2 separate regions of the Homo sapiens genome follow, and region 1 is linked to region 2. Evidence: chromatin loops called from intact Hi-C (ENCODE). Cell type or tissue: pancreas. All regions are shown on one strand. Each heading gives the region's core, and the rest is flanking DNA. Links, peaks and the distances in the headings are about the cores only.

The links. A loop is a pair of places that touch in the nucleus more often than their neighbours do. Peaks named below come from ENCODE experiments on the same cell type or tissue, not always from the same donor. Only the 100,000 strongest peaks of a DNase experiment are listed, where the experiment ranks them.
Region 1: a loop joins it to region 2, with 2.7 times the contacts of the local background. A loop is called at or near these places in 17 of 110 quality-filtered maps.

Annotation. Positions count from the first base shown.
Region 1 is chr13:98,132,633-98,138,017 of GRCh38, forward strand. All of the region lies in intron 1 of LOC105370328 (a long non-coding RNA gene), which reads right to left. Among named protein-coding and RNA genes, the nearest start is that of FARP1, 7.8 kb to the right of the region's middle. In pancreas, for the core only: no CTCF peak of the experiment used is centred there; no DNase peak of the experiment used is centred there.
Region 2 is chr13:98,422,051-98,427,435 of GRCh38, forward strand. FARP1 (FERM, ARH/RhoGEF and pleckstrin domain protein 1) reads left to right here. Exons shown (of 27, transcript NM_005766.4): 17 at 2,522-2,600. Among named protein-coding and RNA genes, the nearest start is that of FARP1-AS1, 11 kb to the right of the region's middle. In pancreas, for the core only: no CTCF peak of the experiment used is centred there; no DNase peak of the experiment used is centred there; H3K27ac peaks cover 629 bases.

The DNA.
Region 1 (5,385 bases), core at 102-5,101, 290 kb before region 2:
TTTAGTAGAGACGAGAGACTAGGTTTCACCATGTTGGCCAGGACGGTTTTTTTTTTTTTTTTTTTTTTTGAGACGGAGTTTTGCTCTGTCGCCAAAGCTGGAGTGCAGTGGTGTGATCTCAGCTCACTGCATCTTCCACCTCCCGGGTTTAAGCAATTTTCTGCCTCAGCCTCCTGAGTAGCTGGGACTACAGGCACCCACCACCACGCCTGGCTAATTTTTTTGTACTTTTAGTAGAGCCGGGGTTTCACCATCTTAGCCAGGCTGATCTTACCACACCCCGCCTAGGAAGGTCTTGATCTCCTGACCTCAAGATCCGCCTGCCTCTGCCTCCCAAAGTGCTGGGATTACAGGTGTGAACCACAGAGCCCAGCTGAGACATCATTTTTTAACCTATCAGACTGGCAAACAACTTAGAAGTGTGACAGCCTACTCTGGTGAGGTGGTTGGGGGTGGGATACCGGGAGCGAAGAAGAATCTCATGTTGCTGGTATAAGTATCAATCGCAATCACCCCATGGAGGACAATTTTGTGATGTTTATCAAATTACAAATGTACAACATTTTGACCCTGGGATTCTGCTTGTAGGAATTTATCCTGCAGTTATATTAGTATCTGTGCAAAATGACATGAACAGGGTTATCCATGGAAGCATTTGGATATAATATCAACTAGGAAACAATTTAAATGCCCATCAATAAGTAATTCTTAAAGTAAATTATGGTGTGCCTATATAATGGAATACTATGTAGATGTAAAAAAAAGAGAGAGAAATTGATATGAAATTATTTAAGCATCGATATGAAATTATTTCCGACATTTTCCTGGGAAAAAAATAGCATGAAATTCTATATTTGCTGTTAAAAAAACAACATATATCTGGGTTGGCTTGAATTCTCTAGAGAGATAAAGAAGAAGCTAAAAGATAAACATGTCTTTTTCTGGAAAGATAAAGAAGCAGCTGTAAAGATAAAGAGGTGACCTGTTTGGAGGTAGGGCAGATAGCAGCAACAGGTGAACAGGGTAAGAGGAAAGCTTTTCATGAACTATCTTTTAATAGAGTTTGATTGGAATTCTATCTTTAGAATTAGAGGATGAGGATGACGTTAAGGCGCCATGTTTGCGCTCTCCATCTGTGCTCACTCACTCTTGCCTGAGTTTCGTGCAGCTTGGGGTCATGCGGAGAAGGGTGAATCCCCGCACCATTTGGATTTAGGTTCTGAGCTAAGCCTCTGCTCCAGCCTGGCCCTCCCAGAGCTAGGGTGATTGTCCTGGGCCAATAATTCTCAATCTGGCCGTATGCTAGAATCTCCTAGCGAGCTTTAAAAGATCCTAATGCCCAGGCTGCACCCCAGACCAGCGACATCAAGATCTCTGGAAGGGGAGGAGCACCTAGGCATCAGTGCATTATCAAAGGTCCCCAGGCCATTCCAGTATGCACTCAAGTTTGAGAACCAGTGGCTTGTTTAAAGAATAACTTCCTCATTTCACATGCACTGTCATGCTCTGTCTCTTTCTTTCTGCCTCTGGGACTTCCCAGGGATCTAAAGTGACGAGCAGGGCAGTGTTTAAGCATTTAAACTTTAGTAGCCTTAGTAGCCTCTGACTTTAGTAGCCTTAAATACCATGTGAGTCTATCCTGAGCTATCTGTAACTAGCAATTGTTAAAAAAAAAAAAAAAAAGAAGACACTTGAAAGAATATTAGAGTCCTCCAGTTAGAACCAGTTTGATGAATCAAAGATTAATACCATGAATTGAATTTAGAAATTCCTTAAGAAATTAGTGTTAATATATACAGAATATATTCGAATTTATGATGATGATCTTTTTCTTCATTTACAGCAAGAAATTTGTAGTTGATACAGCAATTAATCAGGTGATAATAGGGCTGAAGGTAATATTTTTTCTGACATTTTATTTTTAACACCTGTATTGAGATATAATTTACATACCATAAAATTTACCCACCACACAATTTACCCATTTTAAGTGTACAATCCAGCTTGGCATGGTGGCTCACACTAATACCAGCACTTTGGGAGGCCGAGGCTGGTGGATCACTTGAGGTCAGGAGTTCAAGACCAGCCTGGCCAACATGGTGAGCCCCATCTCTACTAAAAATACAAAAATTAGCCGCACATGGTGGTGTGCACCTGTGATCCCAGCTACTCGGGAGGCTGAGGCACAAGAGTCACTTGAACCTGGGAGGTGGAGGTTGCAGTGAGCCAAGATCACGCCACTGCACTCCAGCCTGGGTTACCAAACAAGACTCCATCTCAAAAAAAAAAAAAGGTGTAAAATTCAGTGGCTTTTAGTATATTTAGAGTTTCACAATCAACTCCACAATTTTAGAACATTTTCATCACTCAAAAAAGAATCCTTGTACCCACTAGCATTCACTTCCCATTCTCCTCCAACTCCCCAGCCTCTGGCAATCTCTAATCTACTCTGTCTCTACAGATTTGCTGACTCTTGATCTTTTCTAGAAATAGAATTATATACTATAAGGTCTTCTGTGTCTGGCTTCTTTCACTTATGATGTTTTCAGGGTTTATCCATGTTGTAGCATGCGTCAGTACTTTCTTTTTATTGCCAAATAATATTCCATTGAATAGATACACCATATTTTGTTTGTCCATTCATTATTTAATGGACTTCCAGGTTGTTTCTGCTTTCTGGCTACTTTGAATAATGCTCATATGAATTTGTGGACATGTTTTCATTTCTCTTGAATATATACCTAGGAGTAGAATTCATCATTTTATTATAAAACGTTCAAACATACAACAAAGTTGAATTTTACAGTGAATGTCCCTCTAGTCACCACTACAATTCTATTAAAATTTTAATCTACTTCTTTTGTCACATATCTGTCAATCAGCCTTTTTATTTTATTTTTGAGATCGAGTCTTGCTCTGTTGCCCAGGCTGGAGTGCAGTGGCGTGATCTCGGCTCACTGCAACCTCCACCTCCCAGGTTCAAGTGATTCTCCTGCCTCAGCCTTCCGAGTAGCTAGGATTACAGGCGCCTGCCACCACGCCCGGCTAATTTTTTGTATTTTTAGTAGAGATGGGGTTTCACCATGTTGGCCAGGCTGGTCTCAAACTTCTGACCTCAGGTGATCCACCCACCTTGGCTTCCCAAAGTGCTGGGATTTCAGGTGTAAGCCACTGAGCCCAGCCAAATTTTAGCTTTCTTATTGGGTGTGTGGTACTCAATGCATTTCTGGACAACAAAAATACTTCAGGTAGTCATCAACAATGACATACCTTCCCTTTATGTATCATTTCTTTCTCTGAGATGAGAATCAAAGGGCAAGATCGTAGGCCAGACTGAAAATGATTTCAGTCTATGACCTTCTTTTGCTTCCCTTCTGAAGTTCTCCTTTTGAAAGTGAAGTGAAAAATAAATGACCTGAAGTCTTCACTTTTTATCCTATCCTATTTTCTATCCTAAAAAAGTGCATTTTGAATGCTTTCTCCAGTTGTCCTAGATTTTTGAATATGGAGGCACAACACAGGATCATGGCTAAGAGGGTGGCCTCTGAAGCTTGACTGAGTCTGAATCTCTTTCTTGGCTGTGTACTGTGTGTGACCTTGAGTAAATTACTTAGCCTCTCTGTGTCTCAGTTTCTCCTTTGTAAAATGGAAATAATAATACAAGTCCAAAAAGTTGAAGTTGAAGGTCAAAATGTCAGCACTCTTTTTTTTTTTTTGAGACAGAGTCTGGCTCTGTCATCCAGGCTGCAATGTAGTGGCGTGATCTCGGCTCACTGCAACCTCTGCCTCCCGGGTTCAAGCAATTGAGCCACCATGCCTGGCCCAAAATGTCAGCAATTCTAATCAAAATTGTAATATGATTATTTTCAGAGCTTAACAAAATGATACCAAAATTCATGTGGAAAAACAAACATGTAAGACTAGCTGGGAAAACTTTTGAAATTAACAATAATTATGGGGTCCAAGCAGTATCAGATAGTAAAATACATTATGAAGCCATAAACACAAACATTTTGGTAACTGGCACAGGGATAGGCAGATAAGTAGAAAAGAATATTCATAGAAAAGCGGATCCTAAGGTAGGACAAAGTTGGCATTTTAAACAGGTATGGAAGATGAAAGTAAGATGGGTTTTCAAATCGTATCTGCTCAGCCATTTGGAAAAAAGATGTTGGAGGCATGTGTCATTTCTTATGCCAAAATAAGATATAGATCAATGATAAAATATAAAAATAAAACCATTAAAGTATAGAAACATGATGATTTTTTAAAACATCTTGCATAGAGAAGACATTTCCAAGCATGACACAAAAATGTGAAAGCATAAAAGTAAACACTGACAAATCTGACAACATAAAAATTAAGAACTTGTTGTGAAAAAGAGTACCATATTAAAAAACGTAAAAAATATTCATTACATGATAGCAAAGGGCTAATTTCCTTAACATATAAAACATATTAAGAGTTAACAAAAAAAGATAACTCAATGGCAAAATGAGCAAAGCACATGAAGGGCAGTTAATGGATAAATGCCAATGAATAATTTTTAAAATAATGAGATTTTGTTTTTGCCTGTAAGACTGACAAATATGCCTGGGAGCGGTAGCTCACGCCTGTAATCCCAGCACTTTGGGAGGCCGAGGTGGGCAGATCACGAGGTCAGGAGATTGAGACCATCCTGGCCAACATGATGAAACCCTGTTTCTACTAAAAATAAAAAAATTGGCTGGGTGTGGTGGTGCATGCGTGTAATCCCATCTATTTGGGAGGCTGAGGCAGGAGAATCGCTTGAACCGAGGAGGCAGATATTGCAGTGAGCCTACATCGCACCACTGCACTCCAGCCTGGGTGACAGAGTGAGACTCCATCTCAAAAAAAAAAAAAAAAAAAAAAAAGACTGACAAATATTAAGTTTGCCAATATCCAAAGTGGGCTAAAGAATGATCATTCTCAAGCATGGTTAGTGGGTTCATTTATTGTTCCATAGTAAGTCATGCAAAGCTTAATGGCATGAAATTACCAGTTTATGGGATTGGGAATTTGGAAAGAACACAGGGTTCTTCTCTGTCCATGGTGTCCTTAGGTGGTATGACCCAAAAGTCTGGGGTGGTTGGGATGGCTGGGAACAGGGACAGTGGGAGCTGGAGAACTCATTCTGAGGTGGCTTCTTCACTCACGTTCTGACACGAGGGATGGGATGATTGAAAGACCAGCTCATCTGGGACTGTCAACTGGAACATCTCCAAATGAGCCTCTTGAGTATGACAGTCTCAGGATTGTTGGGACTTCTTACATGGCCACTCAGATCTCCAAGAACAAGTGTATGCAAAGAACAAGTTAAAAGCAGCATGGCTTATTCTGACCTAGCTATGAAAGTCACATCAC
Region 2 (5,385 bases), core at 278-5,277:
GAGGGCTTGTATAGGAAGAAGTAGAGGGTGAAAAGAGAGGACAACCAAAGGATTCCCAAAACACACAGATAGCTTGGGAGCAGCCTGAAGGAGGTGGCCACGAGAATTGAAGGGCTGGCCTGAAGATTAATGAGGGAGTCTGGAGAGGAAAGCTTCCCGTAGCAGATGAGCTTGGAGGGCCACGCAGTGGGGCCGACCAGCCCGGAGAGCCCGAATATAGGAGGAGGGGAGGTGGGCTCTGGTGGTTCAGAGGTTAACAGCTATCTTCCCAGAACCTTTTCAGGGGAGCAGTGGGGAGAGATTCGTTTAATTAGCAGAGGAGCGGTGCCAATTAAAGCAGCTAAGAGAACGCAGAGGACTGAGGATGCTGTGTTGGTGGAAGAGAATGGACCAGGTTGAAGACCACCAGCACACAGGGCAGCAACGAAGACCCAGGAAGGAGCTTGGGGAGCCTGGGGGTGCTCTCTTTTCTTTGATTTTAGAGAAGCTTTAATTACCTAAAAGGTTTGGGTGCCCTCAGTCTTTCCTGTGATGTAATTTGCACTATATGCTTAGTTGGAACCAATAGAATAAATAATGCTGTTGATTGCCTGGAATGTGAAGCCAGGAGCAACCTGTTTCTACTCACGATGACTTTTCTACCTCCTGGGTTTGCTTAATTAAGCGTGTGCATCCTCCTTGCCCTCTTCTGTTCGTCAGAAGATCCTTGATGTATCGGAGATTGAGTCAACAGTCAGGAAGGCTCTGAGTGTCCCAGTGGAAGCCATTTCTCGCGTTGCCGGAGGGTTCTTAGCCACCATATCTGTGGGGTGTCTATTAGTCAGGGTTCTCTAGAGGGACAGAGCTAATAGGATAGATGTATATATGAGAGGAGTTTATTTAGGAGTATTGACTCACACGTTCACAAGGTGAGGTCCCACAATAGGCTGTCTGCAAGCTGAGGAGCAAGGAGGCCAGTCTGAGTCCCAAAGCTGAAGAACTTGGGGTCTGATGTTTGAGGGCAGGAAGCATCCAGCACAGGAGAAAGATGTAGGCTGGGCAGCTAGGCCAGTCTAGTCTTTCCATGTTCTTCTGCCTACTTTTATTCTGGCCACGCTGGCAGCCGATTAGGTTGTGCCCACCCAGATTGAGGGTGGGTCTGCCTTTCCCACTCAACTGACTCAAATGCTAATCTCTTTTGGCAACACCATCACAGACACACCCAGGATTGATACTTTACATCCTTCAATCCAATCAAGTTGACACTCGATATTAACCATCATAGGGTGTATGTAGATCCCGGGTCCCTCCTGACTTCAGTTGCCGGGTATTTTTTTCCACTTTGAAGATCTCTCACTTCCTATTAGAAGCCTAGTGCCAGTTTTGTTTGTTTGTTTGTTTGTTTGTTTAATTCGTTCCTTTCATGTAAGTTGGCTTCTGGTTTTCCTGAACAGTTGGTTTAAAGATAATTGCCAGGTTGATTGTTGAAAACCATGTTTTAATTGTCTCTGGGAAATTCCTTTCTCAGTGATGGGAAAGTCAGCAGCTATGCACTGGCACAACGGTTAGGCGTGTGGCCTGGGAAACTAGAGCTGGCTCCTGTGCGAGTTCACACCTCGTGATAACAGATATCAGAGAAGTTCGTGGTTTCTTCATGCTTCTGTCTCCTTCACTATAACATGAGGGTGATAGTGGTACCTGCCTCAGACGGTTTCTATGAGGACTAAAAGGGCTCATGACTATAATTAACTTAGCATGGTGTCTGGTACATGGACAGTACTTAGTAAATACTCACTACCATCCATGTTTTTATATTTCTCTCTGCGTTGATCCGTTGAAAGGTGTACGTGTACCCCAAACCTCACTGAAAGTGCCCACAGCTTTGCTGTCTAGCACCCAATATGTCTGGGGGACCATGGCCCTCCCCTCCACGCCTCTCTCTCTTCCTGGGCCACACACCCTACCCTATTCTATGGCATTTACGTCACTCCCACCTTAGGTACCATCTCCTGTCCTTTCTCAGTTATGCATTTCTCTTCCCAAGGGCTATGGACAGCTATTGGTCTGCTTCAGGCAAGGGCTCTTAGAAGCAGAAACCTTCCTCTGGGGCTGAGTCTTGCTTCCTGCAGGTGTCTAGCAGTACCCATCTCTAGGATGGAATCTGTTTACAAGCTACTTATTGCAAATGATCTCTGTGCTGACCTAATGATGCTAAAATCACCCAAGTGTGGATGGAAAAAAATTAATCTAAAATCAAACTCCAGTGTGCAGATGGGTAGAGTAAAATAATTAAACCAAATTAAAAGGATTGGAAATTGGTTCTCTCTTGTCTCTTTCAAAGCATAAGTGGAATTCTTTGCAGGATGAGTGGGGTAATTTCCAAGTCTCCTTCCAACGATAACATTCCATGACCCCATAAGAAGTTCAGGAGATGTCCGGGGAGGGGTGATTGGAAAGGAAGCGGTAGGCTGATATTTGTAACCCAGGGCTGTCATGTCACTACTGATGCTTTGTATTTCCAACCCTTTGCTTTTGCTCTCAGGGAAGGCCGCTCAAATGCCCAAATCAGAGATTACCAAAGAATCGGCGATGTCATGCTGAAGAACATTCAGGGCATGAAGGTGAGCTGGTTGAGATTTGGGTGGAGCAAGGTTCACCAAGGAGAATCGAGCGGGGCTGCCATGGGCATAGGCTGTAAGCCATTTCCATCAGCATGCATCACCTGATTTGACTCTCTACACCAAGCTTGTCCAACCCACCGCCGAGCAGCAGCTTACAGCCCAGGACGGCTTTGAATGTGGCCCAACACAAATTCATAAACTTTCTTAAAACATTATGAGATTTTCTTTTTGGTGATTTTGGGGTTTTTTTTTTTTCTTTGCTCATCAGCTATCGTTAGTGTTAGTGTATTTCATGTGTGACCCAAGACAATTCTTCTTCTTCCAATGTGGTCCACGGAAGCCAAAAGATTGGACACCCCGGTCTAATCTAAGGCACATCAGGAAGATGGCTGTTCGGCAAACCCTTCTCCAACCTTTCTAGATAATTTTATTTCAAAGCATGAATGAAAAGCCAATCACTTTAGCGAAAGCATTTTTAGTAGGTTTTTTTGTTTCAAAAGTTTTGCATTATACCCAAAACAAGTGTTTTCTGTGAATGGATGATTCAAAACTTCAAAAAAAAAAAAGATGTGGACAAACACTGTCTGACTGAACATTTCATTTTCAGTCAGTTGTTTTGGTTTCTTCTAATAACCATGACAAAAATGTTGGATTCAGAGCTGTGTAGGTATTTCAGTAAATTCTATGACTTTAAATCAGTGTACGAGGCAAATATAGTTTTTTTTTTTTGTTTGGTTGGTTTTGTTGTTGTTGTTGTTTTTGAGATGGAGTTTTGCTCTTGTTGCCCAGGCTGGAGTGCAATGGCGCGATCTCGGCTCACTGCAGCCTCCGCCTCCCAGGTTCAAGCCATTCTCCTGCCTCAGCTTCCCAAGTAGCTGGGACTACAGGTGCGCACCACCACACCCAGCTAATTTTTGTGTTTTTAGTAGATATGGGGTTTATGTTGGCCAGGCTGATCTCAAACTCCTGACCTCGGGTGATCTACCCACCTCAGCCTCCCAAAGTGCTGGGATTATAGGCATGAGCCATCACCCCTGGTCGCAAATATGTTTTTAATCATCCAGCAATATCTACAATCAATGACATAAAAGTGAAAGTATATCCAAAGAAGTCAATAAATATTAAATTAATACTCTACCACATTTAAAAAGTCTGCCCCATCTCTTATATCTGAAATCTTCCTTTTTTTGTTTTCATTTGAATCCATTAATAATTCCTTTAACATAAAATGTTTTAATTCACACAGCGTCTCTTTTGAATATACCTGTACTCACATTTTAAAGCAATCTTCCTGAATCTTAACTGCCCAGAGCCTGTATGACAACCTTAAAAACTAATAACTGCCCAGAGAAGCTAGCAACCCCTTAAAGAAGGTGCTCATACTGCCCCCATTTCAATCCATCCATCCACCTGTCCATCCACCCAGTGCTAACTGAGCACCTACTATACACAAGACACTCATAGAATGAAATTACCATTAGGGTTTGTCTTAATTCCCATAATCCTAGCTAAGTGGGTTAGCATTTAGTTTTTTCCCATTAAAATGATGTATCTCAGCCGGGTGTGGTGGCTCATGCCTCTGATCCTAGCAATTTGGGAGGCTAAGGTGGGAGGATTGCTTTGAGCCCAGAAGTTTGAGAGCAGCCTAGACAACATAGCAAGACTTGTCTCTATGAAAAATAAAAAAACATTAGCTAAGAGTGATGGTAAGTGCCTGTAGTTCCAGCTACTCAGGGGGCTGAGGGGAGAGGATCACTTGAGCCCAGCAGGTTGATGCTGCAGTGAGCCATGATCGCGCCACTGCACTCAAGCCTGGGCAACAGAGCAAGACCCTGTCTCAAAAATAAATAATAAATAAGCAAAGATGAATCTCGTGAGGGAGAGACAAGAGGAGGATGGTCGGTGAGTAGCACAGAAAAGACAGGATCAATTGCCACTCAAGGGATTTCCTGTCAATCTCTCTTAACAAAGACCACGGTAACATTGACTGGATCCTGAGGTATTGTTTTGTTTTTTCACTGTGTTCAAACAGCAACCCTTTGCAATTTGAGGCAATACCAGAGAGAGGCCGTGGAAGTGATCAGGGTTGCAGAATGCTATGCAAAAAAAGAAAAGCAAGAATTACCTAAGATGTTCCATAGCCACAGTATTTTGAATGGCATGAGCTATGGCTGAGGCACAACAGATAGAAGGATAACAGACATCTTTTCCACTTTCCATGGGAGTTTCTGAAGTTAACGTATTTTATCTTTCAAAGCAATTTTAGCTTTACAGAAAACTTGAGGAGAAAGTACAGAGTTCTCGTATTCTTCCGTCCACCCCTAAACACACAGTTTCCCCTGCTATTAGCGTTTTGCATTGGCGTGGTGCTCGTGTGGAAACTGATGAACCAATACTGACAAGGTTGACCATTAGGGCCCCCTCTTGGTGGTGTACATTCTCTGGGTGTTGACAAATATATAATGACAGGGATCCACAGAACAGTTTCCCTGCCCTAAAACTTCCCTGGGCTCCACCTATTCATCCCCCTTAGATGCCCCCCAAATCCCTGGCAACCACTGACCTTTTCCCATCTCCATAGTTTTATCTTTCCAGATGTCACATAGCTGGGATCAGACAGTATGTAGTCACTGCAGACCGGCTTCGTTTGCTTTTCAAAAACGTCCTTTTTCCTCTCTCATGTAACAGGACGCTGTTTCTGTTGTTCTCTCCCATCTTTTCCCTCGTTTCACATGCTCTGTACTTTTTCCAAGGCCGTTCTGGTTTCTCAGCTTTTCTCCCTGTG